Linked DNA regions of Homo sapiens: regions 1 and 3 are each linked to region 2. The links are chromatin loops, found by intact Hi-C in ENCODE. Cell type or tissue: dorsolateral prefrontal cortex. All regions are shown on one strand.

Region 1 (8,000 bases), 130 kb before region 2:
TGTTGCCCAGTCTGGTCTCAAACTCCTGGACTCAAGTGATTTTGCCCACCTTGACCTCCCAAAGTGCTGGGATTATAGGTGTGAGTCGCTCGCTGTGCCCGGCCTCTTAAACATTTTTTTATAAGATTTTTAAATTATGAAAAACCCGGAATATGGTTTATTCATATTAATTTTTTAAAAAATTGTGGTTAAGATACACATAACAAAATGTTCCATCTCGAGCATTTTTAAGCGTCCTGTTGAGTGAGTGGCATGTTAAGTGTGTTTGCACTGTGCAGCCAGTCTGTAGGTTTCCTGGTGGTGAAATTTCTCATTCTATTGATGGTGTGTTTTAGCAGGATTTCTTGGGTTGCAAGGAACAGAAACTCTCATTTAAATTGGTTTAGGCAGGAGAGAATTAATTGGCTCTTGGAACTGAAGTCCGGCAGTAATTAGGTAATTTCAGGTATGGCTGGATCTAGGTGTTCAAGCCAAGAAACCAAGTCTTTCTTTTCCTACACAGGCCCTTCCCTAGTCTCTCTCTCTCTGTGTCCCCGTCTCCTTCCCTCCTTCCCTCCTTCCCTCTTGCTGTTCGACTTTTCTCTCTGTTGGCCTCATTCAAGGCCGACTTACTGTCCTCACTGGGGTGGGGGGTGGTCTGTCAGTTCCTCCCAGGTCCCTGGGCCTGCTCAGCAGCCTTCCGAAAGAGGCCACCTCTTTCTTGCTAGCTTTGGCAAAAACACTGAGATTCATTCTCAAGGGCTGACTGCGGTTCATGCTTTGTTGTTGTTGTTTTTCTTTTTTTGAGCCATAGTCTCCCTCTATCACCCAGGCTGGTGTGCAGTGGTGTCATCTCGGCTCACTGCAGCCTCCGCCCTCCCGGGTTCAAGTGATTCTCCTACTTCAGCCTCCCAGGTAGCTGGGATTACAGGCATGTGCCACCATGCCTGGCTAATTGTTGTATTTTTAGTAGAGATGGGGTTTTGCCATGTTGGCCAGGCTGGTCTCGAACTCCCGACCTCAAGTGACCCGCCTGCCTTGGCCTCCCAAAGTGCTGGGATTACAGGTGTGAGCCACCGCTCCCAGCCTCGGTTCATGCTTTTTGCGGGCATCAAACTGAGTTCTGGGACATGGGCTGCGCTGATCATTACCTGTCCTTTGATCTGGGATGTGTTGCCTCTGGGGTGTAGGGAAGGGGGAGGGTAGTTCTCAAAGAGAATGGGATGCCTTCAGCAGAAAGGGCACTGAATGCTGGGCCAGACACAGAATGACTGATGTTCAGCATGGAAAACTGGGCCTAGAACTGGTTTGGAGGAAGGGCCGGGGCAACACCCGTTGAAGAGATGATATCCCTGCCAGTGTTTTAGTATATTTCCTCTAGAACACACATACACATATTTACTTCTCAAATTAAGATCTTTTTGTAAATAGTGTTCTGTAACCTGCCCTGCCCTTTTCACTTAAATTTTTTTTTTTTTTTTTTTTTTTTGAGACAGAGTCTCACTCTGTCACCCAGGCTGGAGTGCAGTGGTGCCATCTCGGCTCACTGCAACTTCCGCCTCCCAGGTTCAAGCGATTTTTCCTGCCTCAGCCTCCTGAGTACCTGGGATTACAGGCACGCACCACCATGCCTGGCTATCTTTTTGTATTTTTAGTGGAGATGGGGTTTCACCATGTTGGCCAGGCTGGTCTCGTACTCCTGACCTCAAGTGATCCACCCGCCTTGGCCACCCAAAGTGCTGGGATTACAGGCGTGAGCCACCGCGCCCGGACACTTTACTTAAAATGTTCTTTATTAAACATTTTTCAAAGCTGTGGGTTTTTTAATTTTTTTTTTTTTTTTACAAAAAGTAGAGATGGGGTTTCGCCATGTTGGCCAGGCTGGTCGCGAACTCTTGAACTCAAGTGATTTTCCCACCTTGGACTCCCAAATTGCTGGGATTACAAGCGTGAGCACCCGGCTTAAAGCTGTGGTTTTTAAAAAATCATTGTTTTAGGGACTGCCCAACTTTCTGCCTGGTGGTGGCCCTGGCCCTTGATGACCCAGTCTTAGATGGTCAGGCATTTTCGTCTGCTTTAAAACAAAGTTGTTTTTTTTTTTTCTCCGTTGCAAATAACATGATGGTTATCCTTGAAGAAAAAAAAACTTTGTCCGTATCTCTGATTTGCCTGGGATTGTATGCCCAGAGGTAGAACTGTTGGGTCCAAACAAGGCCACATTTTTCAAGGCTTTGTGACTGTCATGGTCAGATGGCCCTCAAGGAAGCCTGGAGAAGCCACGCTGCCATTGGCCTGTGTGAGCAACGCCCCCCTCCCCACTGGGAGGCACTTGTCCTAAAGTTCATTGCTGCTTTTCTCTCACGAAAATAGTTCAATAGAAACTTTTTTTTTTTTTTGGGTAGAAGAAAATCAAAATTCCCTTGGTTGGCCAGGCACGGTGGCACACGCCTGTAATCCCAGCATTTTGGGAGGCCGAGGCGGGCAGATCATCTGAGGTCAGGAGTTCGAGACCAGCCTGGCCAACATGGTGAAACCCCATCTCTACTAAAAATACAAAAATTAGCTGGGCGTGGTGGCGGGCACCTGTAATCCCAGCTACTCGGGAGGCTGAGGCAGGAAAATCACTTGAACCTGGGAGGCGGAGGTTGCAGTGAGCCGAGATGGTACCACTGCCCTCCAGCCTGGGCAACAAGAGTGGAACTCCATCTCAAAAAAAAAACAAAAAACAAAAAACATTCCCTTGGTCTTCCCACCTGGTACTGGTTTTGTTTTTGTTTTTAATTATTTCTGGGACAGAATCTCCCTCTGTTGCCCAGGCTGGAGTGCAGTGGTGTGATCTCCGCTCACTGCAAGCTCTGCCTCCTGGGTTCAGGTGATTCTCCTGCCTCAGCTTCCCAAGTAGCTGGGATTACAGGCACATGCTACCACATCCAGCTAATTTTTGTATTTTTAGTAGAGACGGGGTTTCCCCATGTTGGCCATGCTGGTCTTGAACTCCTGGCCTCAAGTGATCCGCCCGCCTCAGCCTCCCAAAGTGCTGGGATTACAAGTGTAAGTCACTGCACCCAGCCCAGAATTCTCCACCCTATTAGGACACCAGCCTTACGGAATGAAGGCCCACTGTCATGACTTGAACTTGACCACCTCTGCAAACGCCCTGTCTCCCACAGAGGTCACCTAATGAGGTTACTAGGGGTTAGGATTCTCGCATATTAAATTAGTGGGGACACGACTGAACCCATCACCACTGGCCTAGAGGTCACTTGGGCGTCCCTTGCCTGATCAGTTAAGAGCTTAGGGATAATAGGTTTGTGGGAGGGTGAAGGAGGTGACAGAGTTGTACCTTGGTCCCCTCTTGGAGAACAGAACAGCCCTCCATCCTTACCTGACATTGTAGACTCTTAAGTCTCGCAGGACCTCGAGGCGGGGGTATGGGGTGGGTGAGATGGTTTCAATCTAACATCAACCTTTGGGAGCTGATCAGGTTTGCGGCTTTGTGGCCTCAGTTTCCCTAAAGATATAAGAAGAGCGGCCAGCCGCGGTGGCTCACGCCTGGAATCCCAGCACTTTGGGAGGCCAAGGCAGGCGGATCACTTGAGGTCAGGAATTTGAGACCAGCCTGGCCAACATGGGGAAACCCCATCTCTACTAAAAATAAAAAAATTAGCTGGGTGTGGTGACACATACCTGTAGTCCCAGCTACTCAGGGGACTGAGGCAGAATTGCTTGAATCCAGGAGGCGAAGGTTGCATGAGCCAAGATTGGTCACTGCACTCCAGCCTGGGCGACAGAGTGAGATTCTGTCTCACAAAAAAAAAAAAAAAAAAAAAAAAAAGATATAAGAAGAGCAAAACAAGCATTCTCAACTAGGGATGATTTTGTCCCCCCAGGGGACATTGGCAACCACATTTTTGGTTGTCACAGCTTGGGGGGAGCACTACTGCCATCTAGTGGGTAAAGGCAGGGACTCAGCAAGACACCCTACAGTGAAGGCAGAGGACAAGCCCCCAGCAGAGATGCGAATGAATAGTGAAATGTGAATAGTGCCAAGGAAGAGAAGCTCCCCCTCAGCAGCATCATTAGTCATGTCTGTCTCTGGAACTTTGCACACTGCCAATAGAGAATATGGTTTTCGGCTCACCGCAGTCTCCGCCTCCCAGGTTCAAGCGACTCTCCTGCCTCAGCCTCCTGAGTAGCTGGCATTATAGGCATGCGCCACCAGGCCCGGCTAGTTTTTTGTATTTTTAGTAGAGATAGGGTTTCTCCATGTTGGTCAGGCTGGTCTCGAACTCCTGACCTCAGGTGATCCGCCCGCCTCGGCCTCCCAAAATGCTGGGATTACAGACGTGAGCCACCACACCCAGCCAAAAATTGGTATTTTAGATCACAAAGAAAATGTCAGCCGGGCATGGTGGCTCACGTCTGCAATCCCAGTACTTTGGGAGGCTGCGGCAGAAGGACTGCTTGTGCCCAGGAGTTTAAGACCCGCCCGGGCAACATGGCGAGACCCCATGTGCATTAAAAAAATGAAATGTCAATTGAAAAATTATAATAGAACTCATTTAAATTTGGTAGAGACTAAAGCAAGATCTCTGTGGTTGGAGCACCCTTCCTGGAGGGTAGGGGGAGTATTTATCAGAGAACTGCACACACCTGGTCATATTCATCACACTGGTGAGGCTCTTCCTGTCACACGTGTCCCAGCTATGTGCCCATGTGCTCCTATTACAAAAAGATAGGAGGCCGGACACGGTGGCTCACGCCTGTAATCTCAGCACTTTGGGAGGCTGAGGCGGGAGGATCACTTGAGCCCAGGAGTTCAAGACCAGCCTGGGAAACATAGCAAGACCCCATCTCTACAAAAAAATACAAAAACTAGCTGGGTGTGACGGCATGTGCCTGTGGTCCCAGCTACTCAGGAGGCTGAGGCAGGGTGATTGCTTGAGCCTGGCAGCTTGAGGCTGTGGTGACGTGTGATGGTGAACTCCAGCCAGGGTGGGGGACAGAGTGAGACCCTATCTTGAAAAGACAGGAAACAATCTAAATGCCATCAATGGGAGATGACTTAGATGAATCAAAACTCATCAATTCAAGAGTGTTCTAGGCTGCCCTTCCGCCCCCGCCCCCCCACATGATTCTGCGTAGGCTCCTTTGCACGTTTGGCCATTTAAAATTGCTGGCATTCTAGTGTTTTTGACCTTTAGAGATGGCAGTTTTTATAAGGTCCAAGCTCATAATGAGGAGGTAGATGTTTGCTTTGTGCTAATATGAGAAAAGACATTAAGCAGAAAAAAAGCAAAATGTGATACAGTATGTACTGATTGAGATCTTTTTTTTTTTTTTTTTTTTCCTGAGACAGCCTCCCTCTGTTGCCCAGGCTGGGGTACAGTGGGGCTATCATGCCTCCCCGCAACCTCTGCCTCCTGGGTTCAAGCGATTCTGGTGCCTCAGCCTCCCAAGTAGCTGGGATTACAGGTGGTCACCACCATGCCCAGCTAATTTCTGTATTTTTAGTAGAGAGGGGGTTTTACCATGTTGGCTAGGCTGGTTTCAGACTCCTGGCCTCAAGCCATCCACCCGCCTCGGCCTCCCAAAGTGCTGGGATTACAGGCATGAGCCACCGTGCCCAGCCTGAGATCGTGTGTGTGTGTGTGTGTGTGTGTGTGTGTGTGTGTGTGTGTGTGTGTGTGTTTTCTTTGAGACAGGCTCGCTCTGTTGCCCAGGCTGGAGTGCAGTGGTGTGATCATGGCTTACTGCAGTCTCAACTTCCTGGGTTCAAGTGATCTTCTTGCCTCAGCCTCCCGAGTAGCTGGGACTACAGGCACCCAGTTTACATTTATATTTTATTTAATTTTGTTTTTGAGCTGGAGTCTCGCTGTGTTGCCCAGGTTGGAGTGGCTCAATCTCAGCTCACTGCAACTTCTGCCTCCTGAGTTTAAGCAGTTCTTATGCCTCAACCCCCGAATAGCTGGGACTACAGGTGCTTGTTACCATGCCCAGCTAATTTTTGAATTTTTAGTAGAGACAGGGTTTCACCATGTTGGCCAGACTGGTCTCAAAACTGCTCACCTCAAATTATCCACCTGCCTTGGCAACCCAAAGTGTTGGGATTACAGGCGTGAGCCACTGCACCCGGCTTATTTTTATATTTTAAAGGATGCCCGTGGATGTCGTGTGCATTTGAATATGCATAATCATTTCTGGAACTGTCTACTGGAAACTGCACCCACAGTAGCCTCCCGAGGGAGGGACCTGTGTGTTGGAGGAGGAAGGAAGCGGGCTGTCTTTTTTTTTTACACCTTTCTGCTTGGTTTGTGTTTTTCATCCTGGGCTTTTTTCTGATTATAAGAGCTATGCATATTCACTATGGAAAAATGCACGTACAAATAAGTGGAAGGAGAGCCGTACTGCTGGAAAGAACCCTTCGGTCTTTGGAGGCCCTCCCTCTGGAGGCTTATGCTGTGCCTAGCCTGTACTCTGTGAATAGAGCACAGGACCCTGTGCCAGGCGTGCTGCCTTCTCTCCTGTTCGATTGATTGATTGATTGATTGAGATGGAGTCTCCCTCTGTCACCCAGGCTGGAGTGCAGTGGCGCCATCTCGGCTTACTGCAAGCTCCGCCTCCCAGGTTCTCGCCATTCTCCTGCTTCAGCCTCCCGAGTAGCTGGGGCTACAGGCGCCCGCCACCACACCCGGCTAATTTTTTTGTATTTTTTAGTAGAGATGGGATTTCACCGTGTTAGCCAGGATGGTCTCCATCTCCTGACCTCATGATCTGCCCGCCTCGGCCTCCCAAAGTGCTGGGATTACAGGCGTGAGCCACCACGCCTGGCCTATTTATTTATTTTTTTTGAGATGGAGTCTTGCTCTGTTGCTCAGGCTGGCATGCGGTGGTGCAAACTCAGCTCACTGCAACCTCTGCCTCCCGGGTTCAAGTGGTTCTCCCGCCTTAGTCTCCCGAGTAGCTGGGATTCCAGGCGTGTGCCACTACACCCGGCTAGTTTTTGTTATTTTTAGTAGAGGTGGGGTTTCACTGTTTCACCATGTTGGCTAGGCTGGTCTTGAACTCCCGACCTAAGGTGATCTGCCCGCCTCAGCCACCCAAAGTGCTGGGATTACAGGCGTGAGCCACCATGCCTGGCCTTCTCCCCGTTCTTGTTTAGAGATGCTCAGGACTTCCGGCATGTCACAAAGGCCTCTGTCTACTCAGCACCTTGGGGGATGGGCACGTGTGGCCTGGGGCCTGCGCTTGCTTTGGGCCTCGGCATCCCCGTTTGGGGTTGGGGAAGGGGTGGCAGCAGCGCCCTGTTACCTACCTCCTGTCCACAGGTGCGGAGCGGGCCCTGGTGGCGCGGCCCTCCCTGGAGAGTCTGCTGGCAGCTGGCAGCCACATGCTGAGGGAGGTGCTGGATGGGCCCGTGGTGGACCCACTCAAGAACCTGCGGCTCCCGCGGGAGCTGAAGCCCAACAAGAAGTACAGCTGGATGCGCAAGAAGGAGGAGCGGGTGAGCGGCTGGCTGCTTCCTCCCTGGGGTCCGCGGGGGAGGCTGGGTGGGAGGCCCCTCTGTGGAGGTGCCCTACTGCCTGGGGCGTGGCTGGCTTTGGCGCCAGAGAGGCCTGAGCTACGTTCAGCTCCTTGTGCTGATGTGCTGTGTGGTCCCAGTCAAGTGGTTGCCCTTCTCGGGGACTCAGTTTACCTGTCTGCTAGCATGTCAGGCTCATCACACAGGTCGCGGTGTGATCCACTGGAAACAGAGTAGCCCAGGGTCACATGTAGCTCTGGCCTTAGGTGCCCACGGGGCCTGGGGCTGCAGCATCCCCTTGCTGAGCCTTCCGTTTATAAATGACACAGTGGCCCTCACTGATGGAGCAGGTGTCACACGCAAGCACTGTGCTTCAGGCATGACATCTAATTGAGCACTGCCACAGCCCCGCAGAGCCAGCACAGGGTCCCTTGCATACGATGAGGCCATGGCCACAGTCAGGAGGTGGCAGCGGTGGGACTCGAGCCCCAGCTCCCAG
Region 2 (8,000 bases):
ACAGGTGTAAGCCCCTGTGCCTGGCTAGAGACTGGTTTTTGTTGTTTTGTTGTTGTTGTTGTTTTTGAGACAGGGTCTCACTCTATCCCCCAGGTTGGAATGTGGTGGTGCGATCATAGCTCACTGCAGCCTTGATCGAGACCCTGGGCTCAAGTGATCCTCCCATCTCAGCCTCCCCAGTAGCTGGGACTACAGGTGCGTGCCACTATGCCCAGCTAGGGGCAGGGACAGTTTGTGAAAAGAGCCACTTGCTGCCATGTAGGACGAGCTCTCTCTCTCCGATGACCCCATCCAAATCCTTCTGGAGGACAGGGCCTGGGGAGGGACCCGTGCTCCGAAGCCCCAAAGCCCTCTCTGATGGAAACTGCCCAGTGATGGGCACAGCTCTACGTGTCTTCATCTTTCTAGGAGCCCAGAGGTTCTTCCAGATTTGGGGTGCCTCCTTAAGAGGGACCCCCAGAACACTGACACAGTCTGACCCCTGGAGTCAGGGGGTGGGGACAGGAGCTGATCCCTTGAACTTCCTCAAAAGGAGCAGAAAGCTGAAAATAACCAGAAAAGATGCTCCCCAGAGCCTTAAGCAAAGGAGCTCGTCTGAACAAATTGCGGGTTTTTCTCCTTTGCCGGCAACACGGCAGCCACAGCCCTCAGCCCTGCCTGCGGTGCCCACCTGAAGCAAACAGAGTGACTTTGCCAACCACAGTGACGTTCTGCATTGGTGTAGGTTTCAGGACAGAATGGAGCAGCCTGGGCGCTCCCACGAAGGTCAAGAAGGACATAAATGACAGAGCTGGCCAGCGGCCAGGACGCGGGGCCCATGGTGGGTTCTGGGGCAGTGGCCAGGGACCCTCCTGGGGGCCATTTGTCAGCACCAAGGAGGCTGCAGGGACCTGACTGCGAGTCTGTCAAGAAGAGGGCCGCAGGCAGCCTGGGGCATGGTGCCATGGTCTGGGCTTGGGGGTGGATGGTGGCCAATCCCAGAACGCATCTCTGCATCTCAGAAGGGGCCCAGGGAAGCCAGGGTGGGGTGGCTGAGGGTGGGGAGCTATGCAGATCCTGGCTCTTCAGACAAGGACAGCAGGGGCCTCCCCCGGCCCTGTTCCCTCAGCCTCTGCCAGGAGCAACTGAACCCTGTCCTGCCCTGTGCCACCAGCTGGGATGAGTTACCTTGCCCAGGAGAGTCTTCTATTTGGGGAGGGGTGTTTTGTGAGCAAAGTGCCCTGAAGCCAATGGGTCACTGTGCACACCATGAGGCGTTTCTTTCATTCTAAGGTGTCACTTAGTTACGGATTTCCAGGGGACAGGTGGCCAAATTAATGACCCTGGGCTGTGAAACACTCCAATTTTCTTTCTTTCTTTCTTTCTTTCTTTCTTTCTTTCTTTCTTTCTTTCTTTCTTGCTTGCTTGCTTGCTTGCTTGCTTTCTCTCTTTCTTTCCCTTCCTTCCTTCCTTTCTTTCTTTCTCTCTCTTTCCCTTCCTTCCTTTCTTTCTTTCTCTCTCTCTTTCTTTCCCTTCCTTCCTTTCTTTCTCTCTCTTTCTTTTCCTTCCTTCCTTCCTTCCTTCCTTTCTTTCTCTCTTTCTTTCCCTTCCTTCCTTCTTTCCTTCCTTCCTTTCTTTCATTCTTTCTTTCTTTCTCTCTCTCTTTCTTTTCCTTCCTTCCTTTCTTTCTATCTTTCTCTCTCTCTCTTTCTTTCCCTCCCTCCCTCCCTCCCTCTCTCTCTCTTTCTTTCTTTCTTTCTGACAGAGTCTCACTCTGTTACCCAGGCTGGAGTGTAGGGGTGCGATCTTAACTCGCTGCAATCTCCGCTTCCTGGGTTGAAGCGATTCTCGTGCCTCAGCCTCCTGAGTAGCTGGGAGTACAGGCACGCACCACCAAGCCTGGTTAATTTTTGTATTTTTTAAAGGAGACGGGGCTTTGCCATGTTGGCCAGGCTGGCCTCGAACTCCTGGCCTCGAATGATCCACCTGCCTTGGCCTTCCAAAGTGCTGGGATTACAGGCGTGAGCCACCGTGCCCCGCCCCTAACACTCCAATTTCATAAACACCACCACAGGGAAGGAATGGTCTTAGAATGAGTAGGTGGCTGCGTGTGGTGCCTCATGACTGTATTCCCAGCACTTTGGGAAACTGAGGTAGGAGGACTGCTTGAGCCCAGGAGTTTAAGACCAGCCTGGGCAATGTACCGAGAACCTGCCTCTACAAAAAGGCATAGTAGTGGGCACCAGGAGTCCCAGCTACTTGGGAGACTGAGGTGGGAGGATCACTTGAGCCCAGGAGGTTGAGGCTGCAGTGAGCTGTGATCCCACCACTGCACTCCAGCCTGGGTGACAGAGTGAGACCCGAACTCTAAAAGAAAAAAGAAAGAATGAGGCTGGGTGCAGCGGCTCATGCCTGTAATCCCAGCACTTTGGGAGGCCGAGGCAGGCGGATCACCTAAGGTCAGGAGTTCGAGACCAGCCTGGCCAACATGGCGAAACCTCATCTCTACTAAAAGTACAAAAATTACCCAGGCGTGGTGGCACGTGCCTGTAATCCCAGATACTCGGGAGGCTGAGGCAGGAGAATCGCTTGAACCTGGGAGGCGGAGGTTGCGGTGAGCTGAGATTGTACCACTGCACTCCAGCATGGGTGACAGAGTGAAACTCCATCTCAAAAAAAAAAAAAAAAAAGGAAGGAAGGAGGGAGGGAGGGAAGGAAGGAAGGGAGGGAAAAAAAAGAGAGAAAGGACCATGTATTGCCCAGGCAGAGCCTTATGGTTTACACTCACTGCTCTCGAACCTCACTCCCTGTACCTGCTGTTATCTCCGTGGGATGCAGGGAAGCCAAGGGCCTCTCTAGCACTTTCTCCATCCTGAGGTGCTGGGCAGCTCTCTCCTCAGGCTCTCTCGGGAGCTGTCTGTGCTTGGCCACCCTCCTTCCCCGGGGACATATCAGACTACACAGTGCCTGCTTCAGAGCAGACAGCGTTTGCTGGTGCGGGGTGTGTGTGTGTGTGTGTGTGTGTGTGTGCGCACGTGTCTATGTGTGTGTGTGTTGGGAGAGCCTCTGTCTGAAGGCTGAGGTCAGGAGCTCAGAGTCAAGCCGTCTGGGGGTGATGCTCCGGTCGCCCTCTCTAGATCTGACTGGCTTTTTCTTTTTCTTTCTTTCTTTTTTTTTTGACATGCACTCTCACTCTGTCGCCCAGGCTGGAGTGCAGTGGCGCGATCTCGGCTCACTGCAACGTCCGCCTCCCAGGTTCAAGTTAGTGTTCTGCCTCGGCCTCCTGAGTAGCTGGGATTACAGGCGCCCGCTACCATGCCCAGCTAATTTTTGTATTTTTAGTAGAGACGGGGTTTCACCATGTTGGCCAGGCTGGCCTCAAACTCCTGACCTCAGGTGATCCGCCTGTCTCAGCCTCCCAAAGTGCTGGGATTACAGACGTGAGCCACCTCGCCCGGCCTGACCGGCTTTATCGATTCACCATTTTAAATGGTGATGAATCGGCTCTCCCGCGGGGGAATGGCATGATTAGGAAACAGGTCGTTGAGAGGGGAGGGGTGGCCAATAAGAAGGCAGGCGGCCAGGAGGCCGTGGGGCTACAGACAGGGGAGGGAGCTGCCGCTGGAATGGAGTCCCACTGTGGCAAGGTCACCCTCTCCCCGGAGGGAGAGGCGCCCTCCGAGACCCACATTCATCCACAGGCGGTAACGAGAACAGAGTGAAATTCCCATTGTCGGAGGAAGCCAGGTTTCTCCACGGCCTCTGTTTGCCATTTTTGCATTGGGAGTTCATTCAAACTAGCACATTGGCGAAGCTCCCGGGTGCGACCGCCCAGCCCCCAAGGACACAGTCTGACCAGGGCACCCTCCCCCACAGCTCGCCAACCCACCAGCCCCGCAGATGTCTGCACAGTTGGGAGACTTCCACCACCTAGTGGCCGTGAAGAAAACCATCCACCCTCCTCAGAGCTCGGGGTTGGGAGGAGACTCAGGCGGCTCCTGAGGTCCTGATGGTCTATCCGTCTGTGTCTCGCAGCGTTAGGGTCCAGAGAAACACAGGAAAGGCAGGGCGGGGGCGGGGAGGGGTGCAGGGGAGCTCACCTGGCCCGGCCTGCCTCCCTTGTCTACCCAGCTTGCAGGGCCTCAGCAGCTCCAGGAGTCTGACAACAGCGCTCTGGGGAGGAAAATCTTACCAAGGAAGAGTTTGTAACTGTAGCATGCTTGTAAACTAGAATATTATTATTTTTTTTTTTGGTAGAGGCTGCGGCGGGTCTCAAACTGTTGCCCAGGCTGGTCTCGAACTCCTGGCCTCAAGTGATCTTCCTGTCTCAGCCTCCTGAGTAGCTGGGCATATCAGCCCACCTGGCTAATTTTTTTTTTTTTTTTTTTTTTTTTTTTTGAGCTGGAGTCTCGCTCTGTCGCCCAGGCTGGAGTGCAGTGGCGCGATCTCGGCTCACTGCAAGCTCCGCCTCCCGGGTTCACGCCATTCTCCTGGCTCAGCCTCCCGAGTAGCTGGGACTACAGGCGCCCGCCACCACGCCCGCCTAAGTTTTTGTATTTTTAGTAGAGAGGGGGTTTTACCGTGTTAGCTGGGATGGTCTTGATCTCCTGACCTTGTGATTCTCCTGCCTCGGCCTCCAAAGTGCTGGGATTACAGGCGTGACCCACCATGCCCGGCCACACCTGGCTAATTTTTTAATTTTTCGTAAAGACGGGGGTCTTGCTCTGTTGCCCAGGCTGGTCTTCAACTCCCAGCCTCAAGCAATCCTCTCACCTCGGGCTCTCAAAGTGCTGGGATTACAGGTGTGAGCCACTGTGCCTGGCCCCTAGGATACTATTTTATATTTCTAAAGATATCTGCATTATTTATTTATTTATTTATTTATTTTTGAGACAGAGTCTCACTCTGTCGTCCAGGCTGGAGTGCGGTGGCGCCATCTCGGCTCACTGCAACCTCCGCCTCCCGGGTTCAAGCGATTCTCCTGCCTCGGCCTCCCGAGTTGCTGGGATTACAGGCACGCGCCACCACGCTCAGCCAATTTTTTTATATTTTTAGTAGAGATGGGGTTTCACCACGTTGGCCAGGCTGGTCTCGAACTCCTGACCTTGTGATCTGCCTGCCTCGGCCTACCAAAGTGCTGCGATTCCAGGCGTGAGCCACCGCGCTCAGGCAATTTTTTGTATTTTTAGTAGAGACGGGGTTTCACCATTTTGGCCAGGCTGGTCTCGAACTCCTGACCTCGTGATCCGCCCGCATCAGCCTCCCGAAGTGCTGGGATTCCAGGCGGGACCCTCTGCGCCCACCGGGTGCTTGGCTTTAAAGGTGACTTGTCCTCCCGCCCACGCCATTCCTCAGAGTCACTGCAGGACTGAATGAATGGCGAGGGCAGGCGGGCAGGAGGCTCCAGGACTTCCTTCAGAGCCCGTTTCATTTTACTTAGGGCTTCTGCTAGTTAGTACCCGTGTGCTCTGGGATGCTGGTTTAAGCAGAAAATCCCAGCTGTTATTTCCAAAGCTGGTGGCGGAGTTTAGAAGTTTCTCGACTTAACATGCACCGTGCCTCCTCACACCGAGCGCAGATCCGCGCCCTGCAGACAGAGCTGTGCGCGCCAGGGAGCCAGTTCCCCAACCCTGCCGTTCTGCGGCCCTCGGTGGACTTCGGTCCGAACTCTCCCAGGTCCCCAGGCTCAGGCACAGGCTCAGCACTAAACGCACCAGGGAAGGTCAAGAGGAGGGCGCTGAGGGGACCTCCCCGAGGGAGAGGAAAGGCAGGGAAAAGTCTTCAGATTCCCTTGAGGAAAGGTGCTTCGCCGTCGCAGGGAGCCCAAGCACATTTCTGCGCTGACCCACTAAAAAGTAATGTCGCACAGGAAGAAAAAGCCACTTCTAAAAGCAGCAACAGGGCCGGGCGCAGTGGCTCACGCCCGTAATCTCAACACTTTGGGAGGTCGAGTCGGGTGGATCACCTGAGGTCAGGAGGTTTTTTTGTTTGTTTGTTTGTTTGTTTTTTGTGACAGAGTCTTGCTCTGTCGCCCAGCCTGGAGTGCAGTGGCGTGATCTTGGCTCACTGCAACCTCCGTCTCGCAGGTTCAAGTGATTCTTCTGCCTCAGCCTCCCGAGTAGCTGGGACTACAGGGGCGCACCACCAAGCCAGGCTAATTTTTTTTTCTTTTTTAGTAGAGACGGGGTTTCACCATATTGGCCAGGCTGGTCTCGAACTCCTGACCTCAGGTGATCCGCCCACTTCAGCCTCCCAAAGTGCTGGGATTACAGGCGTGAGCCACCGCGCCCGGCCGAGGCCAGGAGTTTGAGAACAGCCTTGGAAACATGGTGGAACCTCGTCTCTACAGAAACATGCAAAATTATCCAGGCTTGGTGGTGCGCACCTGTAATCCCAGCTACTCCAGAGGCTGAGGCAGGAGAACTGCTTGAACCTGAGAGGTGGAGGTTGCAGTGACCCAAGATCATGTCATTGCACTCCAGCCTGGGCTACAGAGCGAGACTCCCATCTCAAAGAAAAAAAAAATAAAATCAGAAGCAGAAGCTGTAACAGAAACAGAAATCAGCACAGGGAATAGTGGAGTCTTGTGTGTGTCCGAGGGATGACACGATGCTCAGCGTCTGCTCAGACAGACGGTGGCTGTGAGAAGCCCTGATGGGAGAGCTGCCAGCCTGGACAGCCGGCTGTGAAGACTCCACGCCAACCAACGTCCCGCAGGCCGCACGGAGATGGGCAGGACCGAAACACACAAGGCTTGGCCTTTGATGAAAAGGAACTCCCCAAGCCAGAAGGAAGTGTGTGATGAAGCAATTCAGCTCAGAGAAGGATGTGCTTCTAGAAGAATCGCCGCATCAGCACTATGTTTAAACTCACATGCTAATCCAAACATGGACCGGCAAGAACGCAGGCGGAACAGGTCCACCGTGTCCTGGCCCACGCACAAGCGGGCCAGCTGTTCCACCAACGCAATCATTCAGCTGCGGCGACACCCGGAGGGGCTCCCCTGTGTAATGCCCCCCACCCTGGGAGAGCTGGGTTTCTTTTTGTTTTCTTTTTTCTTTTTCTTTTTTTTTTTTTTGAGACGGAGGCTCACTCTGTCGCCAGGCTGGAGTGCAGTGGGCGATCTCGGCTTACTGCAAGCTCCACCTCCCGGGTTCAGGCCATTCTCCTGCCTCAGCCTCCCGAGTAGCTGAAACTACAGGCGCCTGCAACCACGCCCGGCTACTTTTTTGTATTTTTAGTAGAGACGGGGTTTCACCGTGTTAGCCAGGACTATCTCGATCTCCTGACCTCGTGATCCACCCGCCTCGGCCTCCCAAAGTGCTGGGATTACAGGTGTGAGCCACCACGCCTGGCCGAGTTGGGTTTCTTTAAAAGATTTTAGTCAGGCTTCTGGCATTTTGCTATAATATTCTAGGTAGAATTATAGGGCAATTTGGTACAAATTAGATGTTTAAGGCTGGGCTCGGTGGCTCATGCCTGTAATCCCAGTACTTCGGGAGGCCGAGGTGGGTGGATCACGAAGTCAGGAATTCGAGACCAGTCTGACCAACGTGGTGAAACCCCGTCTCTACTAAAAGTACAAAAATTAGCCTTGCGTGGTGGTGGGCACCTGTAATCCCAGCTACTCAGGAGGCTGAGGCAGGAGAATCGCTTGAACTTGGGAGGCAGAGGTTGCAGTGAGCTGAGATCGCACCACTGCACTCCAGCCTGGGTGACAGAGTGAGACTGTCTCAAAAACAAACCAAACAAACAAAAACAAATGAGATGTTCAGCCTGTGAGTAGGCAACAAAAAAATAGAACACAGGTTTTAATTTTAAGAGAGGGGGTCTTGCTATGTGGTCCAGACTGGCCTTGCCTCAAATTGCTGGTCTCAAGCGATCCTCCTGCCTTGGCCTCCCAAGAAGCTGGGATTATAGGTGTGAGCCACCACGTCCAATTCTTTAGCGTGTTATAAAATGCTGATAGCAATGGGCTTTCAGTCAGATTTGGTGGGGGAATGTAATCAGTATGTTCACCT
Region 3 (8,000 bases), 440 kb before region 2:
ACTGTTGCAGGAAAATAGAGTTGGAAGCTGCAGTGAGCCTCCAACTTGTGGATTGTACCACTGCACTCCAGCCTGGGTGACAAGAGACCCTGTCTCTTTAAAAATAAAACAAAATCCAGCAAGGTCTTTTGTTTCCCCTTTTTTTTTAATGAATAAACAAAGAGGCCAGGAGCTGCTAAGGGCTACATAGATTCCACTGGCCCTGTCTTCATTCCTTCTACCATGTGATGCTGCATTTCTAGCTTGTGGTCTGGTGTCTGTTTTTTGTTTGTTTGTTTGTTTTTACCATATAATTATAATCATTGCATACATACAGTGTTGTGCCCTGCGGTTTTGTTTTTTGTTTTTTAACTTAGCATGACATAGCACTTTCTGCATTCTTAAGGAGTTTGTGACCCCGTCATGGGAGGTTGTCATTCCATCACACAGATTTATGTTGGTTTACCTATGCTTGCTCCTGAGTTGGAAATGTAGAATTTTTTTCTGGTTTTGATGCTACATTAACGCAATGCAAAGCTTTATATGTAAAGCTTTTTCTTTTTTAGAATTATTCCTTAGAATAGATCCCTAGAGTAGGACTCTTGATTCCAAGAGAATCCATTTGCTTAAGACTCTTGGAGCACAGTTTCAAATTTCTTTCCAAAAGTGTTGCACATGATTATTCTAACTCTATTACATGCTACTTATTTAAAAGTAAAAATGTCAGCCGAGCGCAGAGGCTCACGCCGATATCCCAGCCCTTTGGGAGGCTGAGGTGGGTGGATCATTTGAGGTCAGGAGTTCAAGATCAGCCTGGCCAAAATGTTGAAACCCTGTCTCTACTAAAAATACAAAAATAGCCCGGCATGGTGGTGGGCACCTGTAGTCCCAGCTACTCGGGTGGCTGAGGCAGGAGAATCGCTTGAACCCAGGAAGCAGGGGTTGCAGTAAGACAAGACCGCGCCACTGCACTGCAGCCTGGGCAACAGAGTGAGACTGTCTCAAAAAAAAAAAAAAAGAAAAAAAATGAAAGTAAAACTGTCATCTCTCCTTTAGGCCAGAGATTGGCTGCTCCAAGCTAAGTAGTAACATGTGCTCCATGGCTGCCCTTTTAGAGGGACGGGTGTGAGGGTAACCTGGTCAAGTAGCCTCTGAGGTGATTCCAAAGGATTTCAGAACAAGATAGGGATTTTTGGAGTCTAGATTTGAGAAAAAGTCAGTGTGGGCTGGCACGTAGGTACAGAATCTGCCAACTTTGCAATTTAGAAAAGGGGAAAGAAAGCCAACGGTTTTTCCTAGCAGCGTGGGCCCGCATGGCCTCAGGTGCCTGTGTCTGCTGAGTGGACAGGTCTGCAAGCATTTCTCCATCATCCCCACCCTGAGAAGAGGCAGCAGCCGGCCACAGAAGTGGCACACACAGAGCCAGAGTGCCAGTGGGCTGTGACCCATTGTCTAAGGTTGCTGTGGCACAGGGAGATGGTCATCTTTGTAGCATTCTTTAGAAAACCACTGGGGGTTACCACCCTTAGGGGCTACACAGATCCCGTCTTCATGTTGAACTTGCTTTTGAATTTGGCCTTTTCACCTCCTATCCTCCTTTTCTGGGTGTTTCCCGTTTATGTAGTCAGGATTGAGGGATGGCTGTTGATGAGATGCCATGGCCAGTCAGTAAGCCGGAGTGTTGAAGCTGAGCAGTGTGGTTTCGCAGTGTGGTCTGGTAAGTTGCAACCAGTGAGGCTTGGGCCAACATACCAGACAGAAAACTATCCCCAGTTGAGGAATGGGACTCGTCCTTGACACTTCCTAAGCAAGAACAACATTGAAAGGTTGTCAGTGTGGTCAGTGGGTAGGGTTAATCAAGGAGGAGGAAGACACTGTCCTTGGTGCTACAGGTCCTGCCTAGCCCTAGAGGCTTGAGAACACCCCTTGGAATAAACTAGAGAGGGAGGCACACTGGGTCAGGGCTACAGATTTCCTCCCAGAAGCTTAGAAGCTGCTGGGGACTTGGTAATCCACAGTTGTTTCTGTGTAGCTATAAAATGTGACGTGTTTGGGGCCAAGGATGACTTTTCTCTTTCAGAATAAAGTTTGTATTTTTTCCTAAAACAGGTAAATGATGGGAGATGAAACCAGATGATAATTCAGATTCTGGCCCTAGGTAATTGCTTGGATTTCCTGAGGTAGGGAGGTTCCTACATTAGGCATAGTATGAGAAACATTTAGGGTGCTGCTAAAGGCCCAGGTGGCTCTTCAGTGTCTCTGAAGAACCACAAACGATTCAGGACTTGTCCAAATTATAAGCAAGAGGCTAGGCGTTCAAAGAGCCAGGGACAAGCTGTTGAGGTAAGAACACAGGAGCTGAGACCCCAGTGTGGGAAGGGTCTGGGGTATCTGCGGGGTATGGCTGGAGGCAGCAGCATGAGAGGGAGTGAGGGGTGGGATGGCCTGAAGTCCAGGCTCTCCGCCATGGCCCAGCCAGAGGGGATCTAGGCTGGGTTTTGGACCCAGATAGGAGTGGGTTAGATGTGAGGTGCATTTTGGAGGCGGAACAGAAAGGACAAGCTGGAATGAGTGGGGGTAAAGAGAAAGGAGGAATTGGGTTTTGTTGCATGAGCAGCCAGTGGGTGGCTGTGTCCTTCAGGGATACAGGGGAGCCCAGGGGCCAGAAGTGGTGCTTCAGACATCTTTTGTCTGGGGTGCCTTTTAGATATCCAAGTAGAAGTGTTGAGTGCTGGGCGCGGTGGCTCACACCTGTAATCCCAGCACTTTGGGAGGCCGAGTCGGGCAGATCACAAGGTCAGGAGATCGAGACCATCCTGGCCAACATGGTGAAACCCCGTCTCTAGTAAAATACAAAAAAAATTAGCTGAGCATGGTGGTGCGCGCCTGTAGTCCCAGCTACTCAGGAGGCTGAAGCAGGGGAATCGCTTGAACCCGGGAGGTAGAGATTGCAGTGAGCCGAGATCGCACCACTGCTCTCCAGGCTGGCGACAGGGCAAGACTCCGTCTCAACAACAACAAAAAAAGAAGTGTTGAGTAACCAGTGAGCTGACAAGCCCACCACGTGGAGGACTCGGGTAGGAGACTTGGGCTTGGGGGAGTGGATCGCATTCTATGATGACAGAGCTAGCTGGGGGCAGGGCGGGGGACAAAGGAACCACTTCCCTGTTGGACCTTGAAGGCTGCATTAGAGCATGAAGAGACTTCCGGAAGAGGACACAGAGTGTTAAAGTAGAGGGGAGCGTGTGTTTCCAGGGCGAGCTCTGAGGAGGCTGGAAGCTTCAGGGCCAGCTCGTGGGGGAGATGTCCCTTGTGTGAAGAACGTGGACTTCTTCCTGATTGCAGCAGGAAGTCTATCCATGGTCATTAAACAGGGTAGTGAAATGATCAGATTTAGCTTGTCACATGATTATTCTGGTAGCAGAGGACTGAGGATGTAATGATCCCAGCAAGAGACTCCCAGGACCCTAAGGGACTCGCTGTGCATACAGGGTCCCTATTGTGTTTCTTAAAGCCGACTGTGGAGCCGCCTGGCTCACCTGCCCAGGGACTCTGGCCGCTTAGCAGAAAGGCGGGTGAGGGACCTGGAGGAGCATGATAGTCTCTCCTGCTGAGGGTCTAAAGATGCTCATTCCCACAGGGCCAGTTGTTAGAAATGCAGGCACTCACACAGATACGCTCTTCTCTCAGTGGTGCCTGCCTTTCTTTTTTTGTTTAATTGTTCCTTGCAGTAGCACATTCCATGGGAGATTCCATGACAGGGCTATTCTCTCGATTTCAGTGGTTTTGATTTTGTGTCTGTTGTCATAGCGCCTGGAGCTAAGCCTTATCAAATAATTGCACATCTGGTGATCACTTAGGCTTCCAGAAATGTGAGGCAGGGAGGACCCTCAAGGGACTCTGGTCAGCACTCCTACTGCTGAGAGGCTTCACCGCATTCCCCCAGACTCACCAACAGCCTCGTTACACTTGTTACGGTGTGTGTGCACCAGTGCGCTCAGCGCCTGCATCCTCACAACCCAGCCCCTTGTGAGGCTGGCCGGACCACAGCTTGCCCTGTTCTGCACCATTCTAGGGCTGAAGGATTTGCCCAAAATATGTCACTAGATGGTGACAAACAGGCCCTTAGTCCAGTGCCTTTAGCAGGGGCTGGCTGGAGCAGCATGGCCATGTTCAGATGCCTGTCCCACCACTTGTTAGCTGTGTGCACCGCCCCCCCGCCACCGCACCACCACCACCCCTACCCGAGGGTGACAGGATCCTCCTGAAAAGTCTGTTAGGAGGATTAAATGACTTGATAACTAAGATGTTTCATCCATAAGCACTCAATAAATGGTAGCTGCTGCTGTTATTCATTCCACTGTATCTAATCTCTGTACTCTTAAATTTTACAACTTTACTCAATAACTTTTAAAATATTCTACACTTGTGGCTCCCATAAATTTCCTCTTTGCTCTATTGAGGCCATTTCTAGTCCCTGTGTGATCAGGGTTATTGGAGAGCAACTGATAAACCAGCCATGCTCCCCACTTCCTCTCTAGGAGCTCGGCCTCCTCAGCTTGTCTGCAGACCTTTGCCTCTTAATTTATCCAGTCCAGCTCTCATGTCTTCCCTGATGAAGTGGAGTCGAGAAATCTGCTCCGTCACCTTCTGTGTGAGGAGCAGCCTCTGCAGCTTGTCCCACTGCTGTAGCTCTCACAGTGCAGGGTTTCCTGGAAGCGTGCTTGGAGGGTAGCAGGCCCAGGAGGCACAGTTGTGACTGGAGCCATGGCAGAGCAGCAGTTGATATTTGTCACTACGAGTGCCGGCCTCCTTATAAGCACTCCTTTTATAGATAGGGAAGCTGAAGCTGGGAGAGGTGAGGTCACTCACCTGAGGTCACTTTAGTAAGTAGCCATGGTGGACTACTCAGGCGGGCCCAGAGCCATTTTCCTGACCACCAGGTCATGTGGGGACGCCAGGTGGCATGAATCTCTGAATCTCATTTTTCTCTGCGCTTGGGGAGGTGGTAACGTAGGTCAGTCCTTGGCGATGGTTAGTTCCCTGCCCAGGGCCTGTCAGCCTTAACATTCTTCTGATCCTGTTTATGAAACGCAGGTAATATATTGACATTGCAGAAGCTCAGAGAACATAATTGAAAGTCTTGTAGATGGCAGTAAAATGGGAAGATTTTTCAGACTGGTTTTCTTATTGGTCTGGTGAGGAGCTAAAAGTTACAGCAGGCGGTCAGCAGAGGGCCCCAGAGCCTCAGAAGTAAACCTAGATTTGGGCACATGCCTGAGTATTGGCAAATTTATGTAGCCGGGGCCCTTTGGCTCCACAGTGGGGCGTCAGGCATTGGAGTGCACATCTCTGAACTGGGAGGAAACCTCAGTACCACCAAGACGAAGACAGGTGTGTAGGAGAAGGTAGAATACCAAGAACAGTCGCAAAATCTGGTTACCCCCTGGAAAGATCACTGTGGTCTTACTGCTCCAGTTAAGAGTGTGGGTGTGTAATAACAGGGCTGGGGCTGTGTATGTAAACCAGGAACCTGGAAGAGAGCAAAGAGCTGTTTTTCTAGCTCCCTTACATTCCAGTATCCTCCTTCCCCTGATTCTACTGGATTCTGATTTAGTTACTCTAATGGTCTCTGCATAGACAACCCTTCCCCTTGGGCAGACTCTGATTCCTAGGATTTCCTGAGCAACACTCCCAGGACTCTGCACAGGAAGTGGAGAATGAGGTCAGGCCAGGACTGGAAGGGGATTCACCTACTCTCATAGCGATTGAATGGTAATTCCAGACCTGTTCTTAGTCAGTTCTTTCCAATCTGAGGATGCTAACACAAATATAAAAGACAGACAAATGGTTAAGCCCAAAGTGCTTAGGATGGTCCCTTTGTAAGGGTTTGCCATTATTATAATTTACCAGAAGCCATATAAGTGGCCTTTCGATATGGCTTGGATCTTTTATTTCATTTTTTCTTCTAGTTTTCCTTTTTGTTTTCCTTTTATAGAGGAAAGCCTGAGAAAATGGCAAGAAAACCAAAAGAATATGGTTCTGTGATTAGTAGTCCAGTCTTACAATGGAGATAATTTACCTAGTGCCCACCTTTAGTGAACGCAGATGGCATTGCCCAGACCACCCATACAGTAGAGCATGTAACATCCAGAAGCAAAAGACAACAGCAGATAGCGACTCCTTGGCTGATGTTGCAGAAGCACGTGCTGAGCAGTCTCTAAATCACATGTGTTTGCTCTAAAATTAACACCTGGACAAATTAGAATTAATGCCATTAGAAAATGAAATCACTTCTGTTTTCCACACTATGTAAACCATACGTCAGAGTGCCCTAAAAACAAGGGAGATGTATGTGGTCTGTAGTGGTATTTCTCTTAGGTCAGGCCACTAGTTAGTTCTCTTACGAGGTTCGTTTCATGTGGTTGGTGGGTTTTGGTTTGGTTTGGCTTTTAAGGAACAATAACCCTTCCCTATGGGAAATAATGGGCCTTGGATGAGGTTATGTCCAGTGTTCACTGGTCCCATTTTGAAGTGCCCCAGCTGGATGCACACCTGGTCATAGACCCAGGGCCAGCCTTGAATCTAGCCTGGGACAATGACCAGAGAGGAAGTGCTTGGAACCTGAGTCCAGTGGCTTTTCTGTGTCGTGGCTCAGGTTGCACTGTATGTTTAGGAGTTTTCTTTCTCTCCCAGTTGTTAGGCCGGAAATGCCATTATTCCTTAAGAATAGGGGCATAGGGGGCCCAGACTTTTCAGCCGGAAGCTGCTCCTCCCAATTGTGTGTGTATTCCCCTGTGGTGCCCCTCTAATGTCCAGGTATCTTTTGTGTGCCAGGAGCCCCATGAGAGCTGTGTTGGTCACACAGCCAGGCAGACAGGACGGACGGGAGACTGTGAGGAAGCAGAGGCCACTGGCTTGGCCTGAGTACTCAATGCAGGTGCAGCTCGGTGGGGTTCCCCAGCGACAGTTCTCACAGATGGGGCTTGACTTGGTTCAGAATCATACTTTTTGCAACTGCCGTCAGCACTTTTAAGGGCAGCTTTGTTTTGTGTTAAAAGTTTGCATAAAATTATAAGGTATATAGCTGGAGAGAAAGAAATTTCTTTGGCATGGAAAGAACTTGAGGCTGGCCGCGGTGGTCAATGCCTCCCACTTTGGGAGGCCAAGGCGGGCCGATCACTTGAGACCAGGAGTTCAAGATCAGCCTGACCAACATGGCAAAACCCTATCTCTCCTAAAAATACAAAAAAATTAGCCGGGCCTGGTGGCATATGCCTGTAGTCCCAGCTACTTGGAAGGCTGAGACGAGAATCACTTGAACCTGGGAGACGAAGGTTACAGTGAGCCGAGATCGCGTTGCACTCTAGCCTGGGCAACAGAGCAAGACTCTGTCTCAAAAAAAAAAAGAAAAAAGAAGAGGGCCAGGCGCAGTAGCTCACGCCTGTAATCCCAGCACTTTGGAAGGCTGAGGTGGGCGGATCATCTGAGGTCAGGAGTTCAAGACCAGCCTGACCAACATAGAGAAACCCCGTCTCTACTAAAAATACAAAATTAGCCAGGCATGGTGGTGCATGCCTGTAATCCCAGCTACTCAGGAGGCTGAGGCAGGAGAATCTCTTGAACCCAGGAGGCGGAGGTTTCAGTGAGCTGAGATCGCACCATTGCGTTACAGCCTGGGCAACAAGAGCGAAACTCCACCTCAAAAAAAAAAAAGAATTTGAATAGAGTTAGCGCTATAGGCTTCATGACCTTGCTCCTTTGTTCGTTTGTTTGTTTGTTTGTTTGTTTTGAGAGGGTCTTGCTCTGTCACCCAGGCTGGAGCGCAGTGATGTGATCCTAGCTCACTGCAGCCCGACCTCCTGGGCTCAAGCAATCCCCCTGCCTCAGCCTCCTGAGTAGCTGGGACTGTAAGTGGGCACCACTACACTCAGCTAATTTTTTTAAATTTATTTTTCGTAGAGGGTGTCTTGCTTTGTTGTCCAGGCTTGTCTCAAACTCCTGGCCTCAAGTGATCTTCC

The links. Hi-C counts contacts between places; a loop is a spot of excess contacts. Peaks named below come from ENCODE experiments on the same cell type or tissue, not always from the same donor. Only the 100,000 strongest peaks of a DNase experiment are listed, where the experiment ranks them.
Region 1: a loop joins it to region 2, with 2.4 times the contacts of the local background. A loop is called at or near these places in 37 of 110 quality-filtered maps.
Region 3: a loop joins it to region 2, with 2.8 times the contacts of the local background. A loop is called at or near these places in 6 of 110 quality-filtered maps.

Annotation. Positions count from the first base shown.
Region 1 is chr7:5,362,133-5,370,132 of GRCh38, reverse strand. It overlaps TNRC18 (trinucleotide repeat containing 18), which reads left to right. Exons shown (of 30, transcript NM_001080495.3): 12 at 7,308-7,483. Among named protein-coding and RNA genes, the nearest start is that of TNRC18-AS1, 53 kb to the left of the region's middle. In dorsolateral prefrontal cortex, a CTCF peak has its summit at 3,915 (motif pointing left); DNase peaks (open chromatin) are centred at 1,727, 2,280 and 3,952; H3K27ac peaks cover 4,627 bases.
Region 2 is chr7:5,236,277-5,244,276 of GRCh38, reverse strand. No RefSeq gene overlaps it. Among named protein-coding and RNA genes, the nearest start is that of SLC29A4, 43 kb to the left of the region's middle. RefSeq lists enhancers at 3,202-3,291, 3,765-4,059. In dorsolateral prefrontal cortex, CTCF peaks have their summits at 3,703 and 3,908 (motif pointing left); DNase peaks (open chromatin) are centred at 3,513, 3,846 and 6,656; H3K4me3 peaks cover 2,173 bases; H3K27ac peaks cover 2,020 bases.
Region 3 is chr7:5,675,410-5,683,409 of GRCh38, reverse strand. The region is part of intron 13 of RNF216 (ring finger protein 216); the gene reads left to right. It overlaps RNF216-IT1 (RNF216 intronic transcript 1), which reads left to right and starts at 2,949. Exons shown (of 3, transcript NR_046834.1): 1 at 2,949-3,056. RefSeq lists enhancers at 705-754, 885-934, 2,888-2,947, 3,048-3,147. In dorsolateral prefrontal cortex, CTCF peaks have their summits at 5,025 and 5,225 (motif pointing right); DNase peaks (open chromatin) are centred at 3,129 and 5,229; H3K27ac peaks cover 4,759 bases.